Linked DNA regions of Mus musculus: region 2 is linked to region 1. A link is a loop called in an ENCODE intact Hi-C map of the cell type or tissue named here. Cell type or tissue: left cerebral cortex. All regions are shown on one strand.

Region 1 (8,000 bases):
TTCAGGGATACGGTCCCTAGCAGATTGACCATGCTCCAGAGGATGGCTCTACGCTCATATTTTCCTCGAAGCAGCCAGGAAGCAGAGACAGAGACAGGCAAAGTATGGCCTTCAAGGGCTCACCCCCCAACTGATTTATTTCCCATAAGTATATTCCATGCCCTAAAGCTCCTATTTCCTCCCGTTACATAGCCCATTAAACTGGTAATCCATCAGTGGGAGCAGCCCACTCATGAGGTAGGTCAGAGCTTGCCTGCTCCAATCATCTTTGAACATAGCTCTGCAGGGACAAACTCTTCCATGGACACACTAGCTTTTGTGGGATATTTCATATCAAAACCATGAGGTGTGGGTGTGTGTACCTACAGGCTCACAACAGAAGCTTGCCTACCCTGTAAGCTCATTTGTTAATGGCAATGTGGTTAGACGAGGTCATTAGGGTGGGCCCTCATGATGAGATAAGGGGCTTTATGGGAAGACAAAGAGAAACTTGAGCTAGACACGTCTCACCCCAAGACACCCTTGTCTGCTGTGAGCAGCAGGAGTTGCTAAGCAGGTGCTGGTACCATGCTCCTGGGTCTCTGAGCCTCAGAGTTGTGAGCCGAATGGCCTACATTCTTTATAAGTTACCCAGGCATAGGTATTTTGTTATAGCAATGGAACATGAATGAACACACTTAGTATATAGCCACAAACCACACAGATGATATTGATTGCAGCTCTTGGTAACATTGTCCAACACCACAAAACCTTTCAAACCCCAGAGGTAAAGAGGTTTGGGAGGGAGCACTGGATCTGGATAATACTATTTCTTTCATTTTGGTAAGAGAAAACGGACAATAGACCCGAGACATTGGTTACATCTCATTGTAGAAGATGGCAGTTGCTTCAACTTGGGGCACACTGTGGGGGTGGCTGTAGCAAGGCTTGGTCTCATAACGGTGGTGGCATTTGTGCAAGGACTTGAAGGAGATGAGCCTCACACACATCTGAGGGAATGATCGTCCAGGCAGATGTAACGGGCAGTGCAAAGGTCCTGAGAACAGATAATGATAGAAAGGAAAGCAGGCTGCATGCTGAACAGTAGGAGACAGGGGTCCACCCCAATACTGTCAGCACAGGGCACACATTCAGGGAAAAGATTAAGAAATCAATTTTGCACAAATGAGTAGCTCAGTACTCCTGCTAGGGCTTGGACTCCAGGCTTCCTAAACTTACTTACTGTCTTCAGAGGAACATAAAAAAAAGGTTGCACATGTATGTGTCTACATATGTATAAATGTGTGTGTATGTGTGTAAATGCATGTATGTATTTGTGTAGGTGTATGCATGCATGTGCACATACCTGAGTGTGTGTGTATGTTTCAGTATTTGTACATTTGTATATATGTGCATGCATGGGAGCATATGTATTTGAATGTATTTAGGTTTTATGTATAATATATGTGTTCATATGCATATATATACACATGTGTTTACATATACGTGCATGCATGTATTTACGTGCATGTGTGTGCATGTGCGTGTATGTGTGTGTGTATTCTTGTGTAACTGTTGAGACTGAGAAATACTGAAATCTGCCCCCGGCAGGACAGAGACCTGGGAAAGCTGAGGTCCTGAGGCAGAAGAAGCTTTGGTATCTAAGGGCTGGAGAAGGCAGCAAATCTCCCCTCCCCTGCTTTGACTCTCTTCCTACAGTTGCTGAAGGGAGGCCTCCCAGCCACACTGAGCGGCTGTGCTTCTTAGGTCTGTTCATTGATTGGAAGGTGTATGTCACCCAGAAATAACAGGACGCAGTGTTTTCTCCAGTTAGTTGGGCATGCCTTTGCCCAGTCAAGTTAACTTGTAAAAAGATCCACCATTGTGGGGAGATGGCTCATTTGGTAAAGTGTTTGTCATGAAAACCGGAGGACCTGATTTGATCTCCAGAACCCACGTACAATGCTACGGAAAATGTTTGGTGGTGCACGCGCTTGTAATCCCAGCACTGGGGAGGCAGAAACAGGCAGATTCCCGGGGTTCTCTGGCCAGCCTGATTAGCCTACTAGATGAGTCAATGAGGGACCCTGTTTCTGAAAACAAACTGGACTGTGTCCTGAGGAACGACACTGAAGCTGACCTCTGACCTCCACGTGCACAAACATGCATGTGTACCCGCACATACATATACACCTGTGAACATGCATACGTGTACACACAAAAGAGAAGAATGTTACCCATAAAGGTCCCCCATTTTTATCACACCCATTGTCCAGTCACTCAAATATGTGACAATCAGCTGGCCAGGTAACAAGAGGGACTGTCCTGGATAGTTTTTGTCAAATTGGCACAAGTTAGAGTCATCTGGGAAGAGGGAACCTCTACTGAGAAGATGTCTCTTATCAGATAGGTAAGTCTGTGGGACATTTTCTTGATTGATGATTGACATGGGAAGGCCCAGCCCACTGTAGGCGTTGCCACCCTAGGCAGGTGCTCCTGGGTTGTAAAAGAAAGCAGGCTGAGCAAGCCAGGAGGAGCAAGCCTGTAAGCAGCCTTCTGCCATGGTCTCTGCTTTAGCGCCTGTCTCCAGGTTCCTGCTTGAGTCCCTTGGAAGACTTCCCTCATGATGGATTGTGATGAGGACCACAAGCCAAGTAAGACCTTTCCTTCCCATGATGCTTTTGGTCATGGCAGTTTATCACAGAGCTAGGCAACAGTAGGGCAGGGGCACACGGCTGGAGAGCTTTTGGAGAGACCTCTGCTGTATGTGGAATGGTTTGCTGGTTGCATAGGCATTTCAGTGTCACATGTGGCTGTCACTTTTTGTCACAAGCAGAAGCAGAGTTTTGTTTCTGACATCCTTGTGAAGAGTCAGAGAGAGCATGGTATGGCTTCTGAGGCTTTAGTTCAAATCCAGCCTCTATTGACTTCATCACTTCTGAGAATCAGTGTGACCTCTTGGAACCTCAATGCTTTGATCTGCAAAGTGAAGATGGCTGTGATGGCTGTCTCAGGAGGGATGAATGGACGTGTGTGTGTGTGTGTGTGTGTGTGTTAGTGTGTTATAGCATGATGCCAGTCCAGAGGGGGCACTGGGATGCTATGACCTTCTGTCATAAAGACCTGTGGTGGCTGTGGAGAGTGGTTTACCAGCTGAGCCTGGCTTTCCAGCCTCATGTTCTAAAAGGACCATGCATGCTTGTTATAGTTCATGCTCCTTGGTGCTTGGGTATCAGGGCCACCCCAATTTCCCTCTCTTTACAGATGCCTCCTGTTATTGTTCTAGCTTATAGGACGCTCTGTCTGGTCCAGACTCAGACTGCACTCAGATAAACAAGAGGGTGGGGTCCATGAACACTTGTGGAATGGGATAAGACTCACCAGAAGGTGGCGCTATTGAGCCATCACTGTCAATACACTTGTTTCTGTTTTCATTTTGTTTGATGAGACATGTGTAATTTACAAACAGTCCCCGAAGGAATAGAACTGTGGCTTGTGCCTCACAGATCTAAACAAAAGAAGGGTGATTTTTCGTGCCTCTGATAGCTCCACCACATCATCTCAGCCTAGGGGAAAGAACGGAGGATGGCTCACCTGGAGCCAGCTCCCACCCCACGCAGTCAGCGTGGTTCTTATTGTAGGTGGTGGTTATTCCCATGTAGCTTCCGCCTCCTTCTGGATAGTGTTTTACGTATTGGATTAGAATAGAAAACATTTAGAACAACTGTCACTGGGAAGCCTACACTTTGGTGTGAGTGGAGTTTACCTCTCAGGATGTGCAATCCCGACAACTCCTTTGAATTTGACAACCTAAGCTTTAGCGTGTCCCTCTTCATTCCCATATCAACACCAAGGAAATCGATACACCTATTATGGACCAGAGTTCATTTTCTCCACTGCTTTCTAGAAATGTGTCCTGTTAGCTTTGTCAACTTGACATAGCCTCTCCTGAGGAATTATCTAGCATGTCTGTGAGGAACTGTCTTAACTATTAATTAATTTACGAGGGTCCAGCACACTGTGAGCAGCACCATCCCTAGGCAGACTGTCCATCCTGGATTATTTAAACAAAGCAAACTTAGTATGAGTCCAGGGATCCAGCACCTGCCTTTCCTCCCTGGGTTCTGCTTTAAGCTTCTGTTAGAAGTTTCTGCCCTGGCTTCCCTTAATAATGGACTGTGACCTAGAAGTATAAGCTGAACAAACCCCTTCTTTCCCTAAGTCACTTCTGGTCAGAGTGTTTCAACAAAGTAATAGAAAGGAAACTAGAAGAAGTTGCTTTTTAAAAAATTGTCTAAATTGAATTTCACACATATACATAATGCATTCGGCGTACTCTCACCTCAACCCCTCTTAACTCCCTCCTACCCCTGTCAATACCCCCTTTCTACAACTCCCCTTTCCTTGTTCATGTTCTCCCCACTCCCACTGGGATAGTTAGCTTCAGCTGTCAACTGACACAGCCTAGACTCAGCAGGGAGGAGTGTGGGAGGATTATGAGGGACTGTCTGCATTGGTTTGACCTTTGGGGGCCATGTCCGTAGGATTCTATCAATTAAGTTAACTGATGTAGGAAGACCCAGCCCAGTGTGGTCCTTGTTTCCTTCCCTCCCTCCCTTCCTCCCTCTCTCCCATCTTCCCTACCCCTCCTTCTCTCCCTCCCTCCCTTCCTCTTTCCCTCTCTCCTCCCCGCTTCACTAGGTATGAAATCCTGAACTGTATAAGAGTAAGAAACAGAACCAAACACAAGCGAGCAAGTTGGTATTTATTTTTCTCTGCTCTCGATGGATGTCACATGACCCGCTACGAGCTCCTGTAGAGAGATCCTTGAGAGGCCTGTTGGGAGCCAACCTTGACGTCGAGTTGGTTTTGAAAAACAGCGTTATTGGCATGGTTGACTTGAAGAACCAAATGTTGTAATTGATTATGCACTAAGTTGGTTGCATGTTGCATTAAATCCCCAGGCAGACCAATAGAAGTTGCTGCCAAGATTGAAAGGATGATCAATTGCAACCATAAATTTTTTAACACTTAAAACTTATTTACTTATTTAAAAATTGACTAGTTTTAGGATTTATTCATCTGTACCTTCACCCATCCATATGTATATCTGTATAACAGTTTTGTGTCACTATTTGTTTTAAAAGTAGATATTTGCCTGTGACTCAAGCTTTAAAAGGTGCAGTTTTGTGCAATATTGGGTAGTTTTCACTTCCACTCCTGCCCCAGTGTCTTAGTCAGGGTTTCTATTCCTGCACAAACATCATGACCAAGAAGTAAGTTGGGGAGGAAAGGGTTTATTTGGCTTACACTTCCATACTGCTGGAAGGAAGTCAGGACTGGAACTCAAGCAGGTCAGAAAGCAGGAGCTGATGCAGAGGCCATGGAGGGATGTTCTTTACTGGCTTGCTTCTCCTGGCTTGCTCAGCCTGCTCTCTTATAGAACCTAAGACTACCAGCCCAGAGATGGTCCCACCCACAAGGGGCCTTTCCTCCTTGATCACTTATTGAGAAAATACTCCACAGTTGGATCTCATGGAGGCACTTCCCCAACTGAAGCTCCTTTCTCTGTGATAACCCCAGCCTGTGTCAAGTTGACACATAAAACCAGCCAGTATACCCAGGGACTCTGTTTTCTCTCAAGAATGGCAGCCACGATCCAGGCTTCCATCTGACCTGTGGTTCCTTTATGCTTTTATGCTTTATGCTTTTTTTAAAAATCATTTCTCTGCCCTTTGCCAAGATCAAGTATAGAAATGTTACGTACTTGTAAATACATATCATCCATCTATCCATCTGTCTATCCATGTATACACTCAATGACAGACACATCAATACACATATCTACCACTGCTTTCATAATCCATGTATCCTATTTACTCACCTACCCACTCATCCATCCACTCAACCACACTTATCCATCCATCCATCCATCCATCCATCCATCCATCCATCCATGCATTCACCCACCCACCCAGCCATTCACCCACTCATTAACCCACCCACTCATCCATCGACTCATCCCCACACACATTCATGCATCTTATTCATTTATTCACACTCCCCACATCCATCTGTCTGTCCATCCATCCATCCATCCCCCACAAATGTACATTTACCCATTCATACTTCCTTATACCTATCTCTATTTTTTCAAGACTCTTTAATCTGATTTTACACAATAGAATAACTTTGTTCCACTGAGTCCCTTAGGAGAGAAACTTGAAACCATGTTCTTTCAGGTTGAGACATTTAAATAAAAATGTATGTAGTCGTTGATATTTCAATCTGATCCAGAATATGGGCTCATGTTGGAGTCCAAAGAAGAGGAAGACTCATGGAAAATGAGCAAAGAGAGATCTAAAGTGAGACTGACCATGTGGTTCCAAAGGAAGGAAAGGTAGAGTTGAGCATCCTTGGGTCCATATCCTCCCCTTCTCCCACGAGAAGTTGAATGTTGAGGCTCTTTAAATACCTGGAGTCTCAGCTGTCTATGAGCAAAATGGAGATAACTGCATCTTCCTTTGAGAGTTAAAGGCTAGCATGATGCCTAGCTGCAGAAAGCGATCCTATCACGATGACGATGTTAACCTTATTAAGTATGTATGATTCTTTGTTGTATTTGTAAGTAACTGAAATCTTTAGGTTAATGTCAAGATGCAGTGTATCACAGAGCCAGGGGCTTGAAGACAAAGATATGAGCCTTGGCAGGGACTTGGAGGAAGCAGTGTAAGGCTAGCAGGGGAAATCTTGCAACAGGAAAGTGGAAGCTTTAACCTTAGGGGATCAGTAGCCTGTCATGGTCTTGTCTCTGACAGCATCCTCATAGCATCCTGGGAGAAATCTTCCATCCCACTGCCCCTGTGAAGGCTATTTACATCTCTGTCCTGGATTATGGTGTCCAGGTGTGTGGCTTAGCCCTCAACTTACTGCTCTCCATTGAATCTTTCTAAAATGCTTGCTTAAAGCTCCCCATGCAGCACACATTGATCTTGATTCTTCTTTTTTAAATGAGGATACTATTGGGCATTTCAGCTAAGGTCATCCCTATTGAGTCCTGGGAGCCTCTCATATCTAAGGTCTCTGGGACTTTCTAGAGTGTCCCCCTGCCCCCACCACCCACAGCTGCATATTTCCATTCATTCTCCCAGCCTTCTGGGATTCTCTCTTGTCTTCCCCCATACCTGATGCTGCCCTTTTTCCCTTACTCTCTCCTCTTCCACCCAGGTCCCTTCCTCCTTCTGCCTCCTATGATTATTTTCTTTTCTCTTCTAAGTGAGATTGAAGCATCCTCACTTGGGCCTTCCTTCCTCTTAAACTTTATACTGTCTGTGAGTTGTATCATGGGTATTCTGTACTTTTTGACTAATATTCACTCATCAGTGATTATATGCCATGCATGTCTTTTGAGACCACCTCTAGTAGATAGACATGACCCCCCCCCCCCGAGGGATGGGGCCACTCACCTTTCTTCAAAATTTTTGACCATGAATTGTTCCTGTCTAAAGGAAATGCAGGGACAAAAATGGAGCAGAGACTGAAGGAAAGGCCATCCAGAGACTGGCCGAAATTGGGATCCATCCCATGCGCAGGTATCAAGCCCAACACTATTACTGATGCCATGTTGTGCTTGCAGACAGGAGCCGAGCATGGCTGTCCTCTGAGCGGCTCTACTAGCAGCTGACTGAGACAGATGTAGATACTTATAGCCAATCAGTGGACTGAGGTTGGGACTCCTATAGAAGAGTCGGGGGAAGGATTGAAGGAGCTGAAGGGGATGTCAACCCCATAGAAAGACCAACAGTGTCAACTAACCAGGACCCCTCAGAGCTCCCAGAGGCTAATTCATCAACTAAAGAGCATACATGGGCTGGTTCATGGCTCCTGGCACATAGGTAACAGAGGACTGCTTTGTTTGTCCTCAGTGGGAGAGGGTGCCCCTAATCCTGTAGAGACTTAATGCCCCAGGGAAGGAGGATACTGGGGGTGGGTGGGTGGGTGGGGGAGCACCCTCTTAGAGG
Region 2 (8,000 bases), 970 kb after region 1:
CCATTCACACATTTCCCTGGATGTCACTGTAGATGGCCTCTTCAGCCTGTGTGCCAGCTTTTAGTCCCCTCGCAGGGTCAGTCTTCAGGATCCCAGATGATAGCACATTACCAATGCCCTCTGTTCTGTCTCCTCTGCCCTTGAACAGCAACAACTGATGCACCCCAGTGGGCTTCTTCTTCAGCCTTCATCTCTAGCCTAGATGTAGCTTGTGAAGTACAGCCCTTGCATCAGACTGTCCTGCCAGAGCCAGCCAAGAAGACAAAGATAGCTGGCTTGCAGGCAGAAGTCCGTGTCATTAGTTTAGTCTAGCCCCCTGCTGTAAAACTCAGCCAGAGCCAACCTTCTCTGTGAAAACTCATCATTAATACCTGGTGCTCATTAGCCCTGCAGTTCACCCTGCGCCACCAGCCTCAGCCAGAATCAGAAAGGCTAATGGCACTGGTGCCAACAGTCACTGGTCTTAGCTCTTGCCAAGATCTCTGCTTACACACAAACACACATGTTGCATGCACACACACAAGCACATGCTTGTATACACATGCTTCACTTCTTGGTTAAACATTCGTGTTTCTGGCTAATGCCTTAATATCTTCAAATGCTCCAAGATTTCCCAGAATCCTTGTCTTCTTTCTGTAACTTGGTAGGTCTTGTGTCTCTGACTCCTTACTGTCCCTCTGCCTCTATCTGCACAATCTCTTCTCCTGTAATTGGTCTCTGGAGTCTGCAGCAGGTGGCAATGTCATTCCAAAGAGAGAACGAAACACTTTCAAATAATGTTAAAAACAAAATGCATTTTAATAACATCAGTTTTAAGGCCTGTCTATTCATTCATTCATTCATTCATTCATTCATTCATCCATACCATCAAGTCAACTAGCACTTGCTTAGTGAAGACCTACAGTGTGCCTGACATTTGCCTGGCCCCAAGACCCCTGCCATTAAAGAACATACTGATCAGGCCATTAAATAATTATACTTTTATGACATTGTTGCAAAAGAGATACGCAAGCATACTGAGTAAAATGTTATGCATGGAATCTCCTCTATTCTAGGGGGCAGAGGAACTTCCCTGGAGAATGGATTACCTTTGAGTTGAGAGTTGAAATAAGAGGAAATAACTGAGTGATGGAGAGCTGGGGGGTGGGGTGAGCCTGGCTGTGCATTCAAAGGTCCTCAGGCAGAAGAGAATACCACTCACCCAGCAAATGAAGGAGCGCTGACGTAAGCAGTGTGTGGCGATGGCGATGGTCAACAACTTACACCCTGAGAGGAAGGTGGTCAGACCGTAGGGAACCTTGAAATCTATGTTAAAGACCAGAGTGTGTTCTGACGGCAACAGGAAGCCTTTCAAAGTTTCTTTCTTAAATTGCACAGTGCCATAGCAATAGTGCCCCAGTTCCTGATCATTGTTTGCCAGGAAGGAGAAAGATGGCGGGGAAAAGTATAGAACTTTGCCAGGCTCCAGAGGAGGAGAAATTGAAATGCATTTTTTTCCTGCTAGCCCAGGTAGATAGATATGGTATATCTCAGACTGTGCAAATGGACAGGAATGGTGTATCCCAGTCTAGGAAAGAGGATGATAAGTACAGTAGACCCCAGGCTGTACAGGTGGATTACTACAGTGTACCCCAGGCTATGCCAGTGGATATGCATAGTAGAGCTCAGGCTATACAAGTGAATATATCCCATCTAGCTCAGCCTAAGCAGTATATCCTGGCCTTTCCTGTGTTGGTATTAACCATAGCAGCTCGTATTTTAGGCACCCTGTTCCCAGTGGCCTGAGAAGAACATGAAGCTGAACCTAAAACTTCTTTCCTCTTTGGCAGAACTTCCCATTTGCTCAGGCCGTCAGGGAAGTGTAACAAAGATGGGTTTGAGTAGTGTGGAGGGAAAATCACTTGACCACCCAGTGCCTCGGTTCTCTCATCTAAGAATGAAACAAGGCAAGTTCCCTCCCTCTGCATTTGCTGTGAGTGTTAAAACTGCCATGTGTGAGGTGCCTGCTTAACTCAGAGAGGGTAAGTCAACCAGGGACAGTGGTGGCAGCTCAGAGAGACAACCCTGCATGGTCTGCAGGTACTCAAGGGCATAGAGCACATCTGTTCTAGCCACCACTGTGCCTTCAGTGCCTGCTACAGCACCTGGCACCTTCTGAATGCCATGGAAATGAAAGCATGAGCCCCCTTGGTGTCATTGACAACCCCGTAGTGACTGCTGTCTCAGTACAGGAAGAGATACCAGATGAGATGTGTTGCTGTGCTTTTTTTAAACCAGAATTAATGAAAACATGCCTGAGTTGGGACCCACAGGTTTGTCTTTACTTAATTGTCCCTGCTAGAGGCATTTTCGGATCTCACCACTGTAAAAATGGAGGACATCTGAAAAGCCAGAGGGTCCATTTCAAAAGAACAATGAGCCGTGCTGGGTTCCCATAAATCCTGCTCAGCCGCACCTCTGCTTAGCCAGAGGAGCCTGAACAGAGCCTAGAAGCTTGTCAGGGAGCCCAGCGGGACACGGGGACCTCCTGATACCAAGCCTGCCTGGCTCATGCAAGCTTTGTGTGTTCTGAGACAGAGTCTGAGCCCCACACAATCCATTGTCACGTGGCAGTTGCTTATTGTCCCTGTCCTCTGAGAGAAAGGACATCAGCTGCTGCCCAACTTCCCTCCAGTTTCCATTAACTGAATCAAGTGGTCCTCAGCCCTCTGTATTCAACAGGGCTTTAGTTCAGGCTCTCTGGTTCGACTCTTTGATCCTGTTTACAAGTAGTCTGTTTAGCAGGAGACGTATCCTTCGTGCCATCTTTACTTCTTCCTCTGTAAAATGGGCTTAGTAGGCAGCACTGATCTCAGAAGCTTGTTGGGAAGAGAGACACACTTACAGCCGAGAGCACATTAACATGCATGCTCTGCAGACGCTCATGTTGCTGTCCATACTGACCCAGCTGCCCTCGCGCTGGGAAGCCGTGTTTGCCCTGCTGTAAGAGGGGCTGCCCACCCAGGATGCTGTGACTACTCAGCTCAAAAAATCTATGTCCTATATGCCTGCTACAGCTACTGTACCATGGTCACTGTGACAGCTGTGCATTGATAACTTTTTCTACAGTTTGAACTTTTTAGGCTCAACTACTCTTTATTTGTGGTAGCAAAGTCCACACGCCATAAATCCCACCCCATGGCATTTAGTGCCTTCAGTGTCATGCAGCCAGCACCACCTCTGGTTCTAGGTATTTTAATCACCTCAAAAACTGGTACTCATTTGGCAGTCACTCTTGGGATCTCCCAAGCCCGGGGATCCACCAGTCTGCTTTCTTTAGATTTGGTGACCGGATATGTCATAGTAATCAAAGCCATATGTGTCACTCTGTGTCTAGCTTCTTTGCCTTGACATAATACATTCATGATTAATCCAGGTTGTAGAAATCATTTCTGTTTCATTCCATTTAATATTCCATCAAATGTCTATACCACAGCCTCTTCACCTATCTTTGTACATTGAAGGAGGTTCGGGTTGTTCGCACCTTTTGAATAGCACTGCTAAGAAAACCCACATTCAAGTTTTGCAAGTGTGTTTTTCAATTCTTTTGTGAATGGTGATATTTTAGTGTGTGTGGCTACGTAAGAGAAAGGGGAGAAACACTAAGAGGGTGGGGTAGAAAGAGAAGAGATTTCAGCTTCCCCTTTAGAGGCCTAACTTCTAGGATGCTTGTGAATATGCACAGTGTTTTTCACATAGATACACCAGTGTGTGGGTATGCTCTACTATCTATGGTCATTGTTGTAGGACCAACCACTGAGGCTAGACTCCGGTTGCTTCTTAGCCTCTTGACACTTCAAAGACTATCCTGGTATCCTAATGGCTGTGTGTCATAGCATGGTATGCTAGGGCTGGAGACGTGGGACAAGCCAACCTCCTGCCTCTCTCAGAGTCAAATAAGTCACAAGAGCTATCATAATCAAGGAATAATTATATGCCCTGAATTAGACGTTTCATACACAGGGACTATCCGGTCTTGGCCTGACTCCAACAAGGAAACTGAAGCTTAGAGGAGAAAAGCTGCCTACAAGACAGTGGTACAGGCAGACTTCAAACACAGGTCAGCTCTGTTCCTGCAAGACCAGTGGCTCACCTGGCTGTCACCCATTTGGCTCATCTCTACTAGACCTGCCCATGTATTTTCTTTAGCCTAGAAGGAATCTAATTCAAATGTTAAAAAATCCACCTCAGGAACCTGGCACAGGATCCTTGGGACTATCACCCAGCAGTCTGTGCACATGAAGCAACTCTTGTGTGCTATGTCCAGCTAGGGTGCAGAATGTCTGCTAGCCTTTTTTCTACCACAGCGCCTGCCTTCTCTGTTGTGGAGAACACAATCAGCTCTCAGCTTTTGCAAGCATGTTCCTGACGTGTCCCTCTATTGATATGGAGGACCTATGGTAGTCCAGGACGTGCAGAACCAGAGCTCGTTCTCAAAGGGCCTCCGTCTCCATCATGGCTCTCCCCTTGGCATCTTGAACAGGTCCTGATTTATAGTAAGTCTAGCATTCATGTTTGCTGAAGGAATGAATGAGATTACAGCCACAAGAACAAAGCAGGTGCGTGCTTGGCCTTCATCTGGTATATGCCCTGCTTTACAATGAACTGCATGGCCTTCTTCCCAGTACAGACATGTAAATATCCAGAGATCTGAAAATAGCTCCTCAATGATCAATGCGCTTGAAGTATTGCTTCTTTAACGCAGCTCTCTGATATGGCACCTAATGGCATTTACTAAATTTTTTTTTTTGTTAGCAAACACTGTGTAGGTTGCCATGGAACCACACAGGGAGCCAGGCTAAGATATTGACCCTGAGTAAATAACTCTTTTGGAAGAGATAGAGATTCCCGTAAATGAGTAACCTTGACCAAAGGACCAGGTCGCGTACATTTAGACAAACAACCAGGGCTCAGTTTTCCCGTGGAAATAGCTCCACCTGACTCGAGAGGAACTCAGTGGCAGAGAGCAGAATTTGCGTCTGAAGCCAGAAAGCACAGTTGGAGGCACAGAGCATCTACTTAGCATATGCTCAAGTCAGAGCCTGGCCTCTTGAGAGGCTGGGGAACCACACCTCCCAAGAGAGCAGAGCGCACAGTAAGTCTAGACACTGAGCAGGCAAGCCAGGGTGGAGAGGAAGGCAAAGAAAGGCAACCTAACACTGAAAAGAACAGAGCTAACACGCATGGAGTGGGCCCTCTCTTCCCAGGGCCTGTGCTGACAGCGTAGTCTGGAGTCTCCCTTTTACCCTCCAAGCTGCCATGTTTGCCATGTTATAGTAGGATTCCCCATGTTCTAGAGGAAGTACTGCTACTCAAAAGGAAAAAAATTGTCATCGTCCCTCTTTCCTAAAAATATAAAAAGAGTTAGGCTTTTATGGTTGTGGAACTTTTATTGCAAGCCTCTAAACCTTTTTACTCAATGCAAATTTCTCCCATGACTTATGCCAGTGTAGAAACAGACAGAATTGTGTATTCTACAGAGAAGCCTTGGGCCAGATGTCCTGAGGCCACAGCTGCCTGGAAGAGGTTGGGGTCTGGGGGCTGCAGTCTGATAACCACTGATGGATCTGATAAATTCTTTTTAAAAGAAAATTTTTTTCTAAAATCTTCTGTCCCCAAGAAGTGCCACATTACCTACTCAAGGCCTGAACTCTCTACTTACAGACTCTGATCTCTTAAATTTTCGATTCAGCTCTGAGGTAAACAAATACCCTTGAGAACGTGTGGGTGGAGACCATACAGGAAGTAACAATTCTGGTCTATCAGAGACTCTCTGAAGCAGACATCTGTGTCTGTACAAAGCTTGCAGAGGTGGGTGGCCACAGGGTTTGTTTTCTGTAGAAGTGTATGTGGCTTCCTGTCTGCCTCAGGAGACACTGTAACCTTGATCCAGTTCTGACAAGCTGGTAGACGTAGTGGGCTGGCCAAGAAGGGCAAGGTGAGCAGTGGAGAGTCACCAGCCCTTTGAGCTCAGCCCCACCCTCAGCCAGTATCCAAACTATATGGTGGTCTGGGAGTTAAGTCATTGTAGACTCCAGTTCTGCTGACGTAGTGATGATACTAACAGAAGAAGGGTTTTCATAGAAGGACTACAAGTTCTTCCTCAGACCTTTCTAGGCTGTGTCAAGTTGACAGTTAAACTGACTAGGACATATGGGAAGCTAGAATTTGTCTAATCGAAGAGGATACTTACTTGATATGTCTCATAACAGCCAGATTACAGAGAATTAATTTGTAATTAACAAATTGACTTCACATACACGTGTGTGTGCCTTGTGGACATGCATGTATGTATGTATCCAAACCAAACTGAACAGCATATTTAAATATTTTGTTTGGAGATAGGATCTCACTACACAGCCCAGGCTGGCCTCATGCCATCTTTTCTCATCACCTTCCAGAGTGCTGGTCTTGCAGGCATGTGCTACCACAGCAGGCTACAGTTTTATTTGTTCATGCTTCTAGCAGCCTCAGAACCAACCAGGCCCCTTGGTGCTGATCCCTGTCAGTCACCTTGCCATTACAGCCATCTTGAGGAAGGGCTGGCGTGTTCAGAGTTCTCACTGATGGAACATCAGATAAATGGCCTCTTCAGATGGCATACGTGTGTTTAAAATGAGAAATGTGTTTCTCCCAAATGCTCTGTGAATGTGTCAAGGCTTTGCAAAGTGATTTGCAGGTCCCTTCAAATGCAATGAGCATGTTTTAGTGCCACATCATTTTCATGAGTAACAAAAAGGTAAATCCAATTAGCAGCGATTGGGTTTTATTATCCAGGTGGCTCTCCAGCCTGCTGCTTGCATGGAGGGAGGGACAGTCCCCACAGTCTCTGTGGGATGCTTTGGGTATGTGTCTCATGATTCCTTTCATTGCTGGCGACTCACTCCGTATCACGAGGACCTTGCTATACTGTGACTGTTGTTGTCACCCACTGCTGTCACAGGCATGTGGCATAGGACAGGACCTGTTAGGGAAGAGGCTGAACAGTTAGAAAGCTTCAAGTCAAATAGTCCCGAAATTGTAGTGGGCAGAGTCTGACCATAAGAAACATGTGCCTTGCTAGGCAGTCAGCACACTGGCCTGCCCCTGAGGGAGAGTTCCGAAGCCCATAAAGTGCAAGACATATCACACCAAACTCATGTGGGTTTTGTTGTTGTTGTTGTTGGTTTTTGGTTTTTGGTTTTTGGTTTTGTTTTTTGTTTTTTTTTTTTTTTTTTTTTTTTTTTTTTTTTTTTTTTTTTCCGAGACAGGGTTTCTCTGTGTAGCCCTGGCTGTCTTGGAACTCACTTTGTAGACCAGGCTGGCCTCGAAGTCAGAAATCCACCTGCCTCTGACTCCTGAGTGCTGGGATTAAAGGCGTTCGCCACCATGCCCGGCTTCAAACTCATGTATTAGAAAGTTAAGGTGAATGCCTATTGGAGGTAGGATGATGTTCCAGCCAGTTCACTTGTCCTGGGTGCCCATGGTCTGTAATTATAACTATAGCATCCAGGAACAAATACAGCACCCGGAACGCCCCAAACAATCCCCCAGTATCTTCTATGCACACCTTGACTACATTTGTAACCAAGACTGGCTTTATTTTCTGACTCCTTTGCTTTTCGTCTCCAAACAGCCTTGAACTTCACTTTTTCTATTGTGGGGATCTGGGATTCCTGCTCTTCCTCATAGGGAGAAGATGTTGTTAATGTCTGTACTAAAAATATCTGGGGCCTTGAGGAAATAGGCTTGAAAGTGTCTCCACTGCCTGTGCACCCCCAAAATAAACCAAGCAAAGAGGCCTCAATCCAGTCAGGAGATGGACTGTCACGGGAGTGAGAGAGATGGCTAGCTCTGGTTTTAGGTGAGCTATGGAGAAAGTCAATCCTCACAGGGTATCTGTGTTAAGTCCGCTGCACACTGTGTTAAGTAACTCGACACTCGCAAAAGGGAGCATGAGGCTTAGGAAGGTGATGGCTGTC

The links. A loop is a pair of places that touch in the nucleus more often than their neighbours do. Peaks named below come from ENCODE experiments on the same cell type or tissue, not always from the same donor. Only the 100,000 strongest peaks of a DNase experiment are listed, where the experiment ranks them.
Region 2: it touches region 1 in a loop (2.3-fold over the local background); 6 of 42 quality-filtered maps call a loop at or near these places.

The regions. Positions count from the first base shown.
Region 1 is chr7:116,641,980-116,649,979 of GRCm38, forward strand. No RefSeq gene overlaps it. Among named protein-coding and RNA genes, the nearest start is that of Gm46018, 12 kb to the right of the region's middle. In left cerebral cortex, a CTCF peak has its summit at 3,366 (motif pointing right); DNase peaks (open chromatin) are centred at 3,413 and 3,583; H3K4me3 peaks cover 363 bases.
Region 2 is chr7:117,608,124-117,616,123 of GRCm38, forward strand. All of the region lies in intron 5 of Xylt1 (xylosyltransferase 1), which reads left to right. Among named protein-coding and RNA genes, the nearest start is that of Gm34762, 150 kb to the right of the region's middle. In left cerebral cortex, no CTCF peak of the experiment used is centred here; DNase peaks (open chromatin) are centred at 4,018, 5,118, 5,876 and 6,429.